Regions from separate parts of the Homo sapiens genome. Here all the other regions are linked to region 3. The links are chromatin loops, found by intact Hi-C in ENCODE. Cell type or tissue: endothelial cell of umbilical vein. All regions are shown on one strand.

Region 1 (5,000 bases), 110 kb after region 3:
TGGGCCTTCAGGCAAGGACTACAGTTCTAACTGGCGTCTGCCAGAGGATGTTTGCTGAGACTAACTTCCCATGGATCCTGAAATCCACATGTGTTTGTTCTTGTTCCCACACAGGAAAGTTCTTTGTGCTGGAGTCTCAGAATGGCTCTCAGGGCCTACAACTGGAGGCTGCTCGGCTTTCCTGCAAGAGCAGGGGCGCTCACCTGGCATCTGCAGACGAGCTGCGGAGAGTGGTACAGGATTGCTCCTTTGCGGTGTGCACCACTGGCTGGCTAGCAGATGGTACTCTTGGGTAAGTTAGGCGAGCACTCCTTTTCCAACTCACCCCAGTTGCACCACCAAGGCTTATATAGGACTCAGTAATTGTTCTGTTGAGGTACCATACAGGCAGAGTACAGTGGGCAGTAGCGTGTTCATGTTTTGTTTTGTTTTGTTTTGTTTTGTTTGAGATGGAGTCTAGCTCTGTTGCCCAGGTTGGAGTGCAGTGGTGCAATCTAGGCTCACTGCAACCTCCACCTCCCAGGTTCAAGCAATTCTCCTGCCTCAGCCTCCCGAGTAGCTGGGATTACAGGCATGTGCCACCATGCCCAGCTAATTTTTGTATTTTTAGTAGAGATGGGGTTTCACCATATTGGCCAGGCTGATCTCGAACTCCTTACCTCAGGTGATCTACCTGCCTCGGCCTCCCAGAGTGTAAGCCACCACGCCTGGTGTGTGTTCATGTTTGAGTTTACTTACAAAAGCATTTTTCTGGAGTTCTGTCATAGTTCTTTTATCCCCTTACTTTGTTATGTTGAATTTTCTTTTTTTGTTTTAGACATAGGGTCTCACTCTGTCCACCAGGCTGGAGTGCTGTGGCACAATTATAGCTCACTGCAGCCTCAACATCCTGGGCTCTAATGTTTCTCCTGCCTCAGCCTCCTATAGCTAAGACTATAGGCATGTGCCACAACACCTGGCTAATTTTTTTTTTATAGAGGTAAAAAATGCTTGCTATGTTGCCCAGGCTGGTCTCGAACTCTGACCTCAAGCAATCCTCCTGCTTTGGCTTCCCAGAGTGCTGGGATTACAAGCGTGAGCCACCCTGCCTAGCCTTGAATTTTTTTTAAGTAATAAAAAGAATACATGCTTATTGTAAAAATTTCAAATAATGCATATATATATAAAGTACAAAGTTAAGTTTCTCTCTTCTTCTCCACCTCAGAGATAATGACTATTAATTGTTTGGTATACATTCTTTATCCCTTTTTTCTGTGGATACTCATCTGCATGTATATGTATAGGAACGTGGTATGGAGGTTTTAAAATATGGCCACAAATTTTTTCACACCACTGCCATCAATAGGTGTGTTTGCCTCTACTGATAGAATACAGCAAAAGTGAGATTACGTGACTTCTGAAGTTAGGTTGGAAAAATCCATGCCGCATCTGTCTAGATTTCTGGGGACACTCACTTTTGTAGCCTTGAGATGCCATGAGGAGTCTGACTGTGCTGAGATGGGTGTGCTGTGAGGAATGCCAGACCACATGGAGGTATCTCCTTTAGGGGCTCTTGCCAACAGCCCTAACCAATGTCCTAGCCAGTGGCTAGCATTAACTGCCAAAAATGTGAATGAAGATGCCTCTAGGTGATTCTAGCCCCCAGCCATTGAGTTATTGCCAGCCTATGAGTCTTGCCAGCTCAGCCCCTAGACATTATACGCAAGACTAGCCATTCCTGCTGTGGCTATTTGAGTGCCTGACCCGTGGAATCCTTTAGAGAAGTAATTGTTATGGCCAGCTAGGAGAAATCTTTCTAATAGTGCTGAAACCTGCTTTGTTTTAAATTTTTATTAATTTATTAGTTTTTTTTGTAGAAACAAAGTCTTGCCTTATTGCTCAGGCTGGTCTCAAACTCCTGGACTCAGGCAGTCCTCTGGCTTCCACCTCCCAAAGTGCTGGGTTTACAGGTGTGAGCCACCATGCCTGGCCTAATTTTATTTTTTAAATTGACAAATAATAATTGTACATATTCATGGGGTGCGTAGTGATGTTTTGACACACATAATTGAGAGTGATCAGATCAGGGTAATTGGCATATCTGTCATCTCAAATATTTATCATTTATTTTTTGCTGGGAACATTCAATATCCTCCTAGCTATTTGAAATGATATGTTATTGTTAACTATGGCCATCCTACAGTGGTATAGAACACTAGAACTTAGAACACTCACTGGGGAAAGGACAGTATCTTCAATAAATGGTGCTGGGAAAACTGGATATCTGTATGCAGAAGAATAAAACTAGACCCCCACCTCTCACCTCATATAAAAATCAACTCAAAGTAGATTATAGAACTAAATGTAAGACCCAAAACTATAAAACTACTAGAAGAAAACATAGGAAGAATGCTTCAGGATATTGGTCTGGGAAAATATTTTAATAAGATCTCAAAAACACAGGCAACAAAAGCAGAAATAAACACTTCTTTAGTCATGCTCAGAGAAGGCAGGAGCCACTTCACTTTTTCCTTCATGCCACAGGAAATGTGAAAGCAAACAAGGCACCAAGAACTACTTTGGTAGATGATGATCCTAAGATGTCTGGCTGGCGAGTGGCCATAGAAAACATAGCCATGCTGACTCATGTCTCCAAATGTGCCAAGTATGAAGCAGCAACTGAATAAAGGGACAACTGAGGCTACATCCAAAGCCTTTTGGTGAATCTGGAACTGTGGTCCTCTCTGCCTTACATTTTATATCTATGCTCTTGAATAGACAAAATATGCCCTGTGCATGCATTTCCATAATGTAGTCAAGTAGGAATATTTTTTCATAATCCTGTTACTATAAAATTTCATCAGATAACCAGAGTATTCACAGATTCTGAAGAGACCGCTTGCAACTAGGCTTAGGTCTCTCAAGCATTGTATGCCAGGACTGGATGATTAGAAAGGTCCATCTTCTGTAGGTTTACTATAAGGTATTAAGACATATTAGTGGATCTCTGCAGGCTGAAATGATATTACCTTACAAAGAAAACATACAGCTGGGTGCAGTGGCTCATGCCTGTAATCCTAGCATTTTGGGAGGCCACGGCGGGCAGATTAGTTGTGGTCGGGAGTTCAAGACCAGCCTGGCCAATATGGCGAAACCCAGTCTCTACTAAAAAAATAAAAATAAATAAAAAAATACAAAACTTAGCTGGGCATGGTGGTGTGTGCCTGTAGTCCCAGCTACTCAGGAGGCTGAGGCAGGAGAATCGCTTGAACCAGGGAGACAGAGGTTGCAGTGAGCCAAGATGGCACCATTGCACTCCAGCATGAGCAACAGAGCTAGACTCTGTCTCAAAATAAATAATGAAAGAAAGAAAATAAAGAAAATATACTTGTTATATTTACTATACAATGTATTAAAATAGTTTTTCTATCCCTTTTTAATTTATTTTTTAAAACATATTATTCTCTTTTCACCATTCCTATTCAATGTCCTTTCATTTTATTTTTCTAGAAACAAGCATCTGACCATTAGTATGTACATTTCACTGTGGGCCTTTCCTGCCCAGGTCTCCACTCCCTCACCACACACTGAAAAGCAATGATTAAATGTGTGGTGCATCTTGTAATTGATGGCATAGTAGACATCTAGCACATCTGCCCTATATCTCTATGAATTTATGTTGAGTGTACACATAAATCCAGAGAATGATAAAGGCCTAGAATGATGAATTCAGACTTTTGGGCCACTTGTCTCCTGGAAACCTTTGCAGATTCCATAAAGTGTGGCTAAAAAGCTGAATAGCAGTTTTAATAGCCACATGGGACTAGGAGGTTGGAGATTTGAATTCACCTTCTGTGTAGGAGGGGACCCAGTGAGCCGTTTTGCTTTGGGTTGGGACCTTGCAGGGCTATGCCCTAAGGGTAAGCTGGACACAGTACACTGTACAGTGAACTGTTCGCAGGCCCTCCTAGGAGAAGCAGCACATCTTCAAATACTCTATAGCCATGAATTCGGATTGAGATGACCCTGAATTTCCAGTGCTCCAGATGTCTAGGAGAATCAAATAAAAATTATGTTTTGAGGAAGATAGTATCCTAGACCTCAATTAATTTCAACAAACAATTTAGCCAATGTAGGATTTGTCACACAATATAAAATAACTAGTTGCATGAGGAGACAAGGCAAGTAGAATAAAATTCAGAAGAAACAATAGGTAATAGAAACTCCAGACATTAGGATTGGTAGATGCAGACTTTAAAATAACTATCCTTGACATGTTCAAAGATATAAAAGATGAGAAGGAGAATTTTGGCAGAGTGTGGAAACTGTAAAAATAACCAAATGGAAACTCTAGACATGAAAAATTCAGTAACTAAAATTAAGAACTTAATGGATAGACCTAATAGCTGATTAAAAAGAGCCAAAGAGGGCTGGGCATGGTGGTGCATGCCTATAGTCCCAGCTACTTGGGAGGCTGAGGCAGGAGGATCACTTGAGCCAAGGAGTTCAAAGTTTAAATACAGTCTAGACATCATAGTGAGACCTTGTTGCAAAAAGAAAGAAAAGAAAAGAAAAAAAAAGAAAAGAAAGAAAGAAGAGAGAGAAAGAAAAGAAAAGGAAGGAAGGAAGAGAGAAAGAGGAAGGAAGGAAGGAATGAAGGAAAGAAAGAAAGAAAAGGAAAGGAAAGGAGAGAAAGACTTTTAAAAAAAAGAGCCAAAGAGAGGATTAGTGAACTGGAAAATATTTCAGAGGAAGATATCCAGAATAAATAACAGAGGGAAAAAGGATGAAAAATTATACAACAAAGGGTAAAAGACAAAGAAGATGTAATATGATTTGAATTCTAAAAGGAGAAGAGAAAGATAAAAGAAAATAGAATAAAAGTAATATGAAAATGATCCACAATTGAAGAAAAACATCCAGACACAGATTCAAGAATCCCTGCAAAGCTCAAGTAAGACAAATACAAAGAAATTCACAGCTAGGCACATCATGGTAAGACTGGTAAGAATCATATATGA
Region 2 (5,000 bases), 130 kb after region 3:
CTCCCGGGTTCAAGCGATTCTCCTGCCTCAGTCCCCGAGTAGCTGGGACTACAGGCGTGCGCCGCCACATCCAGGTAATTTTTGTATTTTTAGTACAGACGGGGTTTCACCATATTGGTCAGGCTGGTCTTGAACTGTTGACCTCGTGATCCACCCACCTCAGCCTCCCAAAGTGCTGGGATTACAGGTGTGAGCCACCACGCCCAGCCGGCTAGAATATTTTTTAAATAAGTTTTTAGGAGGAGAAACTCAAGGAGTACTATCATGTAGATTTCCATGTATTAGTAATTGATTTAGAGTTATTGGTTGATTGACGCAGGGTTTATTTGCATATGAACTTGCCTACATCTTGCAAATACTATATTGCTTCCCTGGTAGAATCCCTACAAGTTGGAAATCACTATCTTAAGGCATGAAGTATCCATTGGGAGAGGTTGTGAATAATTTTCAACCACTTATACCTCATGCTGAATAAATTACAGATTTTTCTAAGGGGAGGTATTTTTTAAATTAACTTAGTTCATTAAGGTATAATTTACATCAGCAAAATGCACAGATCTAAAGTTGACAAGTTTTGACAAATGTATACACCTGTGTAATCAACACCCAGTCATGATATAGAACATTTTCTTCACCCCAGAAAGTTCCCTGGAGTCCTTTTCCAATAATCTTCTGCCCCTCCCTACTCCAGCAGAGCCAGAGGCCCATCTCTATTCCAATTCTTATCACCACATATAGGTTTTGCCTGTTTTTGAGGATAGGTTTTTGATCCACAGCAGCAGTTCTCCAAGGGTGGTCCTTGTACCAGCAGTCTCAACATTACCTAGGAACTTTCAAGAAATACAAATTTTGGGGCCTCAGCTACAGAGTCAGAAACTCAAAAGGAGGGCCAGATGTATTTTTACAAACCTTCCAGGTGATTCTGATGCATGTTCATCTTTGAGAACCACTGATGTAGAGGAGTGTAAGAACTAACTGTTCTTGGGGAGGACAATGCTGGTTGTGTGTTGTGGAGTGAGTGGGAGGGAGCTAGCAGGGGGCCCTAAAGACACATAGCTTGGGTAACACCAAAAGGAAGGAGGAAAGATCAGGCATTTGTTTCAGAATTTTACATTTTTGTCTTGCAAAGTAATAATTGAGTTTTGCAGGCTCTTCTTTAAAATTTCAAAGGTCAAGATGAAAGTCAACAATTTATCAGAATAAAAGCATCAACTTTCATATGAGTTCTAAATTCTTTGTGGAAACACTGGTTATCAGAAGCTTTGATTGGCAGGCAAATGTGCCCTTTTAAATTGAAAAATGAGTGAAATAAATGTGCTTATGAATAAACATTTGGTTGATAGACAGAATCTTTTATAAAATCTTCTTTTCTTGGAAGGAAAAATAATAGATATATCTCTTGATGTTGAAATGGTTGAAACCCAGGTCCTAAATCTGTGTTCACAAACCACAATTTCTATCTACAGAATAATCGAGAAGCAGTATCAAGGACAAAAAACCAAACACTGCATGTTCTCACTCATAGGTGGGAATTGAACAATGAGAACACATGGACACAGGAAGGGGAACATCACACACCGGGGCCTGTTGTGGGGTGGGGGGAGGGGGGAAGGATAGCATTAGGAGATATACCTAACGTTAAATGACGAGTTAATGGGTGCAGCACACCAACATGGCACATGTATACATATGTAACAAACCTGCATGTTGTGCACATGTACCCTAAAACTTAAAGTATAAAAAAAAAAAAAAGACTGTTAGTACACTTACCAAATGTTAAGTTTCCCTAGAGAGGAGAAGAAGGTCCAGGTATATAGCCAGCTGTTTTCCATAGCTCCCTTGTGAGGTTCAAGATGAGAAGATTGGTGAAAGGAACTAATTCAAGTTGCACCTGGATATGAGTGGTGTTTTTGGCACGCACTTGGTTGTGTTAACGCATAGCACTGTTGTACTGGAGCTTCTGAATCACACCAGCTCAGAAGTGTGTTTCCTGTCTTGAATGTTTGCGGGAAATCCAGAAACATATGGTGTATGTACCTAGACTCTCAGCAGCATTATTGCGGTTTTCCTGAGCCAGATTCTAGCCCATATCGTTTTGAAAATTAATTCTGAAGAAGATCTTATGAGTCTGGTGGGATCTGAGTTTAGCCTGAAGTTCCTCCTTCTCTACTTCCAAAACAGTTTCCCTGTGTTCCTTAGATAGATTTATGTGAGACTGAAAGTATTAATCAGTCCTTTCATAGTGTTTGCTGAACAGCCTTCCAGTAGATCCTGGTGGAAGAAAACAGTGGGGCATCCAGCATGAGTCATGGGCAGCTGAGAAAGGTGGAAAGTCCAGGCCTTTTGCCTTTGAGATACCAGCTGGAATTTGGTCCAGCCTGACATAACTGAGGTGGATGACTTTGGTTCATTCTTCACCTACATGATTCTCCCCTACTCACCCTGCGGAGGATGCATCTGAATTTGTGGCAAGGGTTTCAGATAACTGCTTGTCCCGAATTGCCATATAGGTGAAATAAGCACTTGATCTCCTAGGCTCCTTGACTCAGAGAGTCAAGGTAGTTTTGGTCAAAATGTGTCACTCTGTGCTGTCTTCCTGAAGTACAGCCACACACTTCTTCATTCAAAATCTCTCTCATATAAAAGGATATGCATAGCAATGAGCGTCTTTAAGAAAGTGCTGACCGGGCGTGGTGGCTCACACCTGTAATCCCAGGACTTTGGGAGGCCGAGGCGGGCAGGTCACGAGGTCAAGAGATCAAGACCATCCTGGCCAACATGGTGAAACCCTGTCTGTACTAAAAATACAAAAATTAGCTGGGCATGGTGGCACGCGCCTGTAGTCCCAGCTGCTCAGGAGGCTGAGGCAGGAGAATCGCTTGAACCGGGGAGGCGGAGGTTGCAGTGAGCCAAGATCACACCACTGCACTCCATCCAGCCTGGTGACAGAATGAGACTCTGTCTCAAAAAAAAAAAAGAAAGAAAGGAAAGTGCTACCAAACTACAAGCTGCGAGGCCAGTCAGGGTGGCTTAAAGCACAAGTCGTATTTTTTATTATTTTCTATTTTCATCATTTCTCAGTCTATCTTCTTTTTTTTTTCTTTTGAGACACAGTCTTGCTCTGTCACCCAGGCTGGAGTGCAGTGGCGCAATCTCGGCTCACTGCAAGCTCCACCTCCCGGGTTCACGCCATTCTCCTGCCTCAGCCTCCCGAGTAGCTGGGACTACAGGCGCCTGCCACCACGCCCAGCTAATTTTTTGTATTTTAGTAGAGACAGGGTTTCACCGTGTTAGCCAGGATGGTCTCAATCTCCTGACCTCATGATCCGCCCGCCTTGGCCTCCCAAAGTCTATCTTCTTTTAAGCAATATGCTTCTTAGGTAACTTGACTGCCTAAAGACTAAAGGAAAACAACCTGTAAAATTAGAAGAGGAAATTTGAATTTGAATTTTTTTTAATTGTAACATTACTTTGATGCAGCAGTTCCACTTCTAGAGGTCTATCCTAAAGAAATAAGATAGGTACAAAAATGTGCATTTGAGACTGTTCATTGAAGCATTATTTATAATCATGAAAAGTTGGAACCAACATAAATATCTGTCTAATGATTAAATAATGTCTGCTACCAAAGATTGAAGTAGATTATAGTATTAATGTGGAAAGAGCTGTAATATTTAAAGAAAAAAAGAAAAAGACTTCTGGTTTCTGGCCCAGCATGTCAGGAGTTTAGAAGTTACTGCTCCATCATAACAAGTAAAAAGCTGAACAAACTGACACATCCACAGCTCTTCTTAGATCCATCAGCAAAGTGAGGTCACAGGGCAAACTGCTGTCCCTAGAATTGGAGAAACAGGTAAAAACAGATAATCACAAGTTACCTAAGCAGAACAATTGGAAGAAACCAGTGCCAGGGTAGGAAAACGTAGCTGTAATTGATGAATTGCTGGAAGCTCAGGGTGGACAAGTTTGTGAGTTAAAAACTCCAGGGGGACCCAGTCATCAAGGGGCCCCCATGCTTTTGGAAGTTTTACCTCCAGGAGCTCTATCAGGTCCTTACAGAAAATATCAGAGAAAAATCTTTTGCTTCCAGCAAACAGAGAGGAAAAAGAACCATTTTGAAATACCCCAGAATATTCTGTTCTTCTTAACAAGGCCTGTGATCAGGAACAAAATATTTTTTCAGAGCCTGACCTGCTGGAGGGAGGGAAATTCCCAACTCCAGCTCCCTGTAGCCATCCTCTCTCACCTAGATGGGAGGGGAAAAATGAGAAGCACTGATGAAGTTCACAGTCCAGGGGCACATGCTGACAAAAGACTGAGACCTAGTCATGGGACTCTAGAACACTTCCTCTCCCCTCCACAGCTTCCCACCACATTCCCAAAGGCCTGTTTACCACAGTGGCTTTTGCTCAGAACATCATGTCCACTTTTCAACAAAAATTACGAGGCATTCTAAAAGACAAAAGATACAGTTTGAAAAGACTGAAAACAAGCATCAGAGCTAGACTCAGATAGGGCGGGAACATTGAATTTATTAGACCAGGAATTTTAAAATGCTATGATAACTATGCTCAGGGCATTAATGGGAGAATTAGATGACATACAAGAACAGATGGGTAATAGCAACAGAGAGGTGGCAATTCTAAGGAATCAAAAAGAAATGTGAGAGATCAAGAGCACTGTAACAGAAATAGGCTCATCAGTAGACTGGACACAGCTGAGGAGAAAATATCTGCGGTTGAAGATATGGCAATAGAAACTTCCAAAACTGAAAAACAAAGAGAAATAAAAGACAAAAAAAGAGAACAGAATATCCAAGAACTATGGGGTACCACAAAAATTATAACACACACATAATGGAAGTATCAGAAGGAGAAGGAAGAAAGGAACAGAAGCAATATTTGAAATCGTAATGACCAAGAATTTCATCAAATTAATGTCGGACAACCAACCACAGATCTGGGGAGCTCAGAGTACACCAAGTAGGATAAATACCCAAA
Region 3 (5,000 bases):
CAGAGTGAGGCTCAGTCTCAAAAAAAAAAAAAAAAAAAAAAAAAAAAAAATCACCTAGTCACCACGTGTACATTTGCAGGTTCCTAAGGGTATACTCAAAAGTGGCAATTCAGGTCACAGAATATGCCAATGTTTGATTTTACAGGGCAGTGACAAACTGTTTTCTGAAGTGGTGGTACTGACCACCTTCCCACCAGCAATGTACAGTCATGCACTGGATAATGACATTTCAGTAAATAATGGACTACATATACAATGGTTGTTTCATGAGATTATGATACCATAATTTTACCGTACCTTTTCTACATTTAGATACACAAATACAATTCTGCTACAAGTGCCTACAGTATTCAGTACAGTAACATGTCATACAGGTGTGTAGCCTAGGAGCAACACGCTATACCATACAGCCTAGATATGCAATAGGCTATACCATCTAGCTTTGTGTAAGTCAACTCTACGATGTTCACACAATGACAAAATTGCCTAACAACAAATTTCTCAGAACATATCCTGGCATTTCTGAGGACGTATCTCCATTGTTAAGTGACACATTAACTGTATAAAAGAATCTTCATCCTCTCCAACTGTGGATAATGTCACATTTCTTAATTTTTGCCAATCTCACGAGAGTAGATGGTCACTTGTAATCTTTATTTTGAAATTCTGTGATTACTAGTGATGTGAAGTATCTTTTCATATTTTTTTCCACCATTTATGCTTCCTCTCCTTTAAAATACTAGTTAATGCTTTTTGCACATTTTTCTTTTTCTTTTTTTTCTTTTTTCTTTTTCTTTTTTTTTTTGAGATGGAGTCAGGCTCTGTCACCCAGGCTGGAGTGCAATGGTGCAATCTCAGCTCACTGCAACCTCCATCTCCTGGGTTCAAGTGATTCTGCTGCCTCAGCTTCCCAAGTAGCTGAGATTACAGGTATGTGCCACCATGCCTGGCTAATTTTTGTATTTTTAGTAGAGATGGGATTTTTCCATGTTGGGCAGGCTGGTCTTGAACTCCTGACCTCAAGCAATCCATCTGCCTCGGCCTCCCAAAGTGCTAAGGTTACAGGTGTGAGCCACCACACCCAGCCCCATTTTTTAGTTAGATTGTTTGTCGTTTTCTTATTGATTTGTAAGAGTTCTTTATAAATTCCATAAATTCTGGATACTAAGAATATGTTGGTTTTATGTACTACAAGTATCTTTTAGTTTGTGGCTTTCCTTTCAATTTTCAGGGTGTTTTTTGATGAATAAAGTTTTTAATTTTAATGTAGTAATATATAACAATCTTTTCTTCCATGGTAAACAATTTTTGTGTCATGTTTTAGAAATACTTTCCTGGCTAGGTGTGGTGGCTCACGCCTGTAATCCCAGCATTTTGGGAGGCCGAGGAAGGTGGATCACCAGGTCAGGAGTTCGAGATCAGCCTGACCAACATGGTGAAACCCCGTCTCTACTAAAAATACAAAAATTAGTCAGGCATGGTCGTGCACGCCTGTAGTCCCAGCTACTCAGGACGCTGAGGCAGGAGAATCGCCTGAACCTGGAGGCAGAGGTTGCAGTGAGCTGAGATTGCGCCACTCCACTCCAGCCAGGGCGACATAGCAAGACTCCGTCTAAAAAAAAAAAAAAAGAAATGCTTTCCTACCCCAAGATCATAGCCTCCAATACTTTTTCTAAATGTTTTAAAGTCTTTCCTTTCACATGCAAGTTTTTAATTCAATTATGATTTTTTTTGTATGTGTGAGGTAGGGATCCAATTTCTTTATTTTCCCCATATAAATAATTATCCCAGAACCATATATTGTCCCTCATTTCCCTGTGTTATATCCTGTACCCATGCATTGGTCTGTTTCTGGTTCTCTATTCCATGCCAAATACCTTACTGTTTTACTTGTTATAACTTCATAATAAATTATGATGGCTTATAGAGCAGTCCCTATATCTATTTTTCTTCAAAATATCTTGGCTATCACTTGATCATATACATTCAGAGTCAGTTTTTTAAATGTCCCCCCCAAAATTCCAGATGGCATTTGAATTAGAACTGCATTGAATCCATAGATCTAGGGAGAATGGGTATATCTGTAATACTGGGCCTATCTATACATGAATATATTTCTTGAAACTTATTAATATTTCCTCTAATGTCTGTTAATAACACTGAATCACTATCTCCATATAGGACTTGCACATCTTCTGTGAGATTTTGTCTTTAGATATCTTACATATTTTTTGGATGTCTGAATTTAGGTAAATGAAACAAAAATAAAGTGACATTTTCCTAAATGACATTAATTTCCTTCTTGTGCCCCTAGAAAAGTGTGTGAACCAAAATAAGCACCAAATATCAAATGAATAAAGAAATGCTTTGATATTTCAATTTTTTAAAAAAATAAAAGTTATTCATGGTTAATATGATACCTTCTTTTGGAAATAACTCATACATTAAAATACATAATCAACTGTATAGATGCTAAAGGTATTATTTCTTACATTTAAGAGAACCACTTAAGTTCCAACAAACACATTCTATTTCCCCAGGCAATGATACAGTTTTCATGATTGTGATATTGCTCATCGAAGTAAATATGTAAGAATTCAATAATTCAACATTCTAAGCACAGTGGTGTTCAGGAAGTAGCTGTTAAATGAAGGAATGTCTTCAGGAATAATTTCCATAATTATTTCTTAAAGTTAAAAATTCATAGATACTTCATGTATATTACATCATACATCCACTTGATGAATTACTTTATTTTTTAATTTATTTAATAGGCAATACATTCAAATGGTTCCAATAATAGTTAAAATAATAAAGAGATATATAAAAAATTATTTTCAATAAGTCCTCACTAAAAAAAAAAATCATCCTTAGGTTAGATAAACTTGCCATGGGCACTCCCACAAGGGGGCTCCCATACTTGAAGTTTGTGCTGAACCACTGCAGTACCTAGTTTGTAAAATTTGAACAAGATACAAAAGGGATGATCAAAATTATAATTCTGTCTTGATATATCCCAGGACTGTGACGTCTTAAAACACCTAAAGGAAAATCTAGAAAACTCCCATCTTGCCTGGGATTCGTGCTTTACAAATAATGAAGTTCGTGTTAGAAACTGCTAGCTGCTCACCAAATCCACATTCCCTTCTCCTTCAGGAAACACACCTATACTACATTTCCCAAACCCCCTTGCAGGTACGTACAGCCATGTAACTGAGATCTAGCCATGAAAAGTAAGCTGGATAAATGGAAGCCATGGTTGAAGACAGAAGGGTTTCTTTCAACAAGGTCCTCAATAACTACAGAGAGGAGGATTGCCCTGCTGACCTTTCACACACCGAATTCTATTAGTTGAGCAATAATAGATGTTTAAAAAACATCAGTTATGTTTAAAAAATTAGATGTATATGCCACATTAGCCTACTCTAACTACACTAATTTAGAAACAGATATCTTGATGTGAGGTGCTACTTCGAACAAAAATCTAAAATATGTGACATCTGTCTAGTGTGTCCATCTAGTGGGTAACAGCACAGGAAACATGCATCTGAAGCTGGCAAGATAAAGACATGTTATGTAATATAATTGCTTATGATTATCTGGACAGCAGACAAAGAATGCAGATCTAGAGAAGAGATTACGAAGTGCCAAAAGGTTAGCAAATAATGGTTTCTCCTTCCTATATTTATCAAGGCATTAAAAGAAAGAGTACTCAACAAATAACTAGTTGGTTTGCAAGCAGAAATAAAAGGGAAGAGAAAAGAGAAACTTAGAGCCTCAGATTGTTAGAAAAGTCAACTATTTCTAAATGCCACATAGTAAAAATAAGATTGAAAAGCACTTTGAGCTGCAAATCTCTGTTAAACAGAACAACCAAGACCTGTAGCAAAGATCAGATTAAAGTTGCTCTCCTTCATCCCACACCTATGTTTCAGATGTCTCAAGATAGATACCAGTGAGAAACAGCCATGGGGAACAGGAAACAAAACAAAACAAAACAAAAGACGTCTGGGGCTACAGTCTAAGAATGAATTTAGAGCGTGGTAATTAGAAGACTACTAAGTTCTTAAATTCTGTCAAAAAAACAAAAAAAACCCAGAAACCTGGCCCAAAACATGCTGTGATTATCAACTAATCCTAAGGTTCCCAAAACTACACAGGTAAGAAATGGCTGTGAAATAAGTATGGGCTGAGTATCCCTAATCCAAAAATCTGAAATCTAAAATGCTCCAATGATTTCCTTTGAGTTTCATGTCTGTGCTCAAAAAAGTTTCAGATTTTGGAGCATTTCAGATTTCTGATTTTTGGATTAGGGATTTTCAACATGTACAGTCCCCAGTAAGGGCATATTCCCTAACATCCACTTCAGATGTAGTCATGGAAAATAATGAGCAAGTAAGACCTTTCTGAGGCTGGAGTTAAAAGTCACCAAGACCAATGGTAAGGGAGCCCCCTCCAGTAAACAAAATAGGGAATGGAATGGAATAGAACAGAAACATACCCCTACTGCTAGGATAAGGCGGGCTTCATAATATCTGTTTAGCAGAATCTCATCATTGCTACAAAACAATGATGTGTGTCTTCCATTCTTCCTTTTTACAAGTTTTATTGTTTATTGTTGTTATCCTGTCCCTGCTCCTGAATATGGGGTGAGAGACAGTAGTTGAGGGAGAGTAACAAAACCATTAAGTACCACATCCAGATCTGATGGAGAGGAATGCATATCACCCACAGACCCTGAACTATGAATTGGATGCAGTGAATGAATGGGATTTGGGTTTTCTCTCTTGAGGTTGAGGTGTAAGTGTATTCTCTGTGAAAAGAATAATCACCAACACGGTGCGAGAGGCGGGGAAGGGGAACTGGTACACAGGGGCACTGGGGAACTTTGGGGGGTGATGAAAAATTCATATATTAGGCTGAGCATGGTGGCTCAAGCCTATAATCCCATAGCTTTGGGAAGCTGAACCAGGAAAATTGCTTAAGGCTAGGAGTTCAAG

What was found. Peaks named below come from ENCODE experiments on the same cell type or tissue, not always from the same donor. Only the 100,000 strongest peaks of a DNase experiment are listed, where the experiment ranks them.
Region 1: it touches region 3 in a loop (4-fold over the local background); 1 of 110 quality-filtered maps calls a loop at or near these places.
Region 2: a loop joins it to region 3, with 7 times the contacts of the local background. A loop is called at or near these places in 1 of 110 quality-filtered maps.

Annotation. Positions count from the first base shown.
Region 1 is chr3:33,209,220-33,214,219 of GRCh38, reverse strand. It overlaps SUSD5 (sushi domain containing 5), which reads left to right. Exons shown (of 5, transcript NM_015551.2): 2 at 115-292. Among named protein-coding and RNA genes, the nearest start is that of SUSD5, 7.1 kb to the left of the region's middle. In endothelial cell of umbilical vein, no CTCF peak of the experiment used is centred here; a DNase peak (open chromatin) is centred at 2,579; H3K27ac peaks cover 1,564 bases.
Region 2 is chr3:33,184,407-33,189,406 of GRCh38, reverse strand. All of the region lies in intron 3 of SUSD5 (sushi domain containing 5), which reads left to right. Among named protein-coding and RNA genes, the nearest start is that of SUSD5, 32 kb to the left of the region's middle. RefSeq lists an enhancer at 2,136-2,430. In endothelial cell of umbilical vein, no CTCF peak of the experiment used is centred here; a DNase peak (open chromatin) is centred at 2,076; H3K27ac peaks cover 1,481 bases.
Region 3 is chr3:33,317,115-33,322,114 of GRCh38, reverse strand. All of the region lies in intron 2 of FBXL2 (F-box and leucine rich repeat protein 2), which reads right to left. Among named protein-coding and RNA genes, the nearest start is that of FBXL2, 42 kb to the right of the region's middle. In endothelial cell of umbilical vein, a CTCF peak has its summit at 2,910 (motif pointing right); DNase peaks (open chromatin) are centred at 2,994 and 3,594; H3K27ac peaks cover 2,426 bases.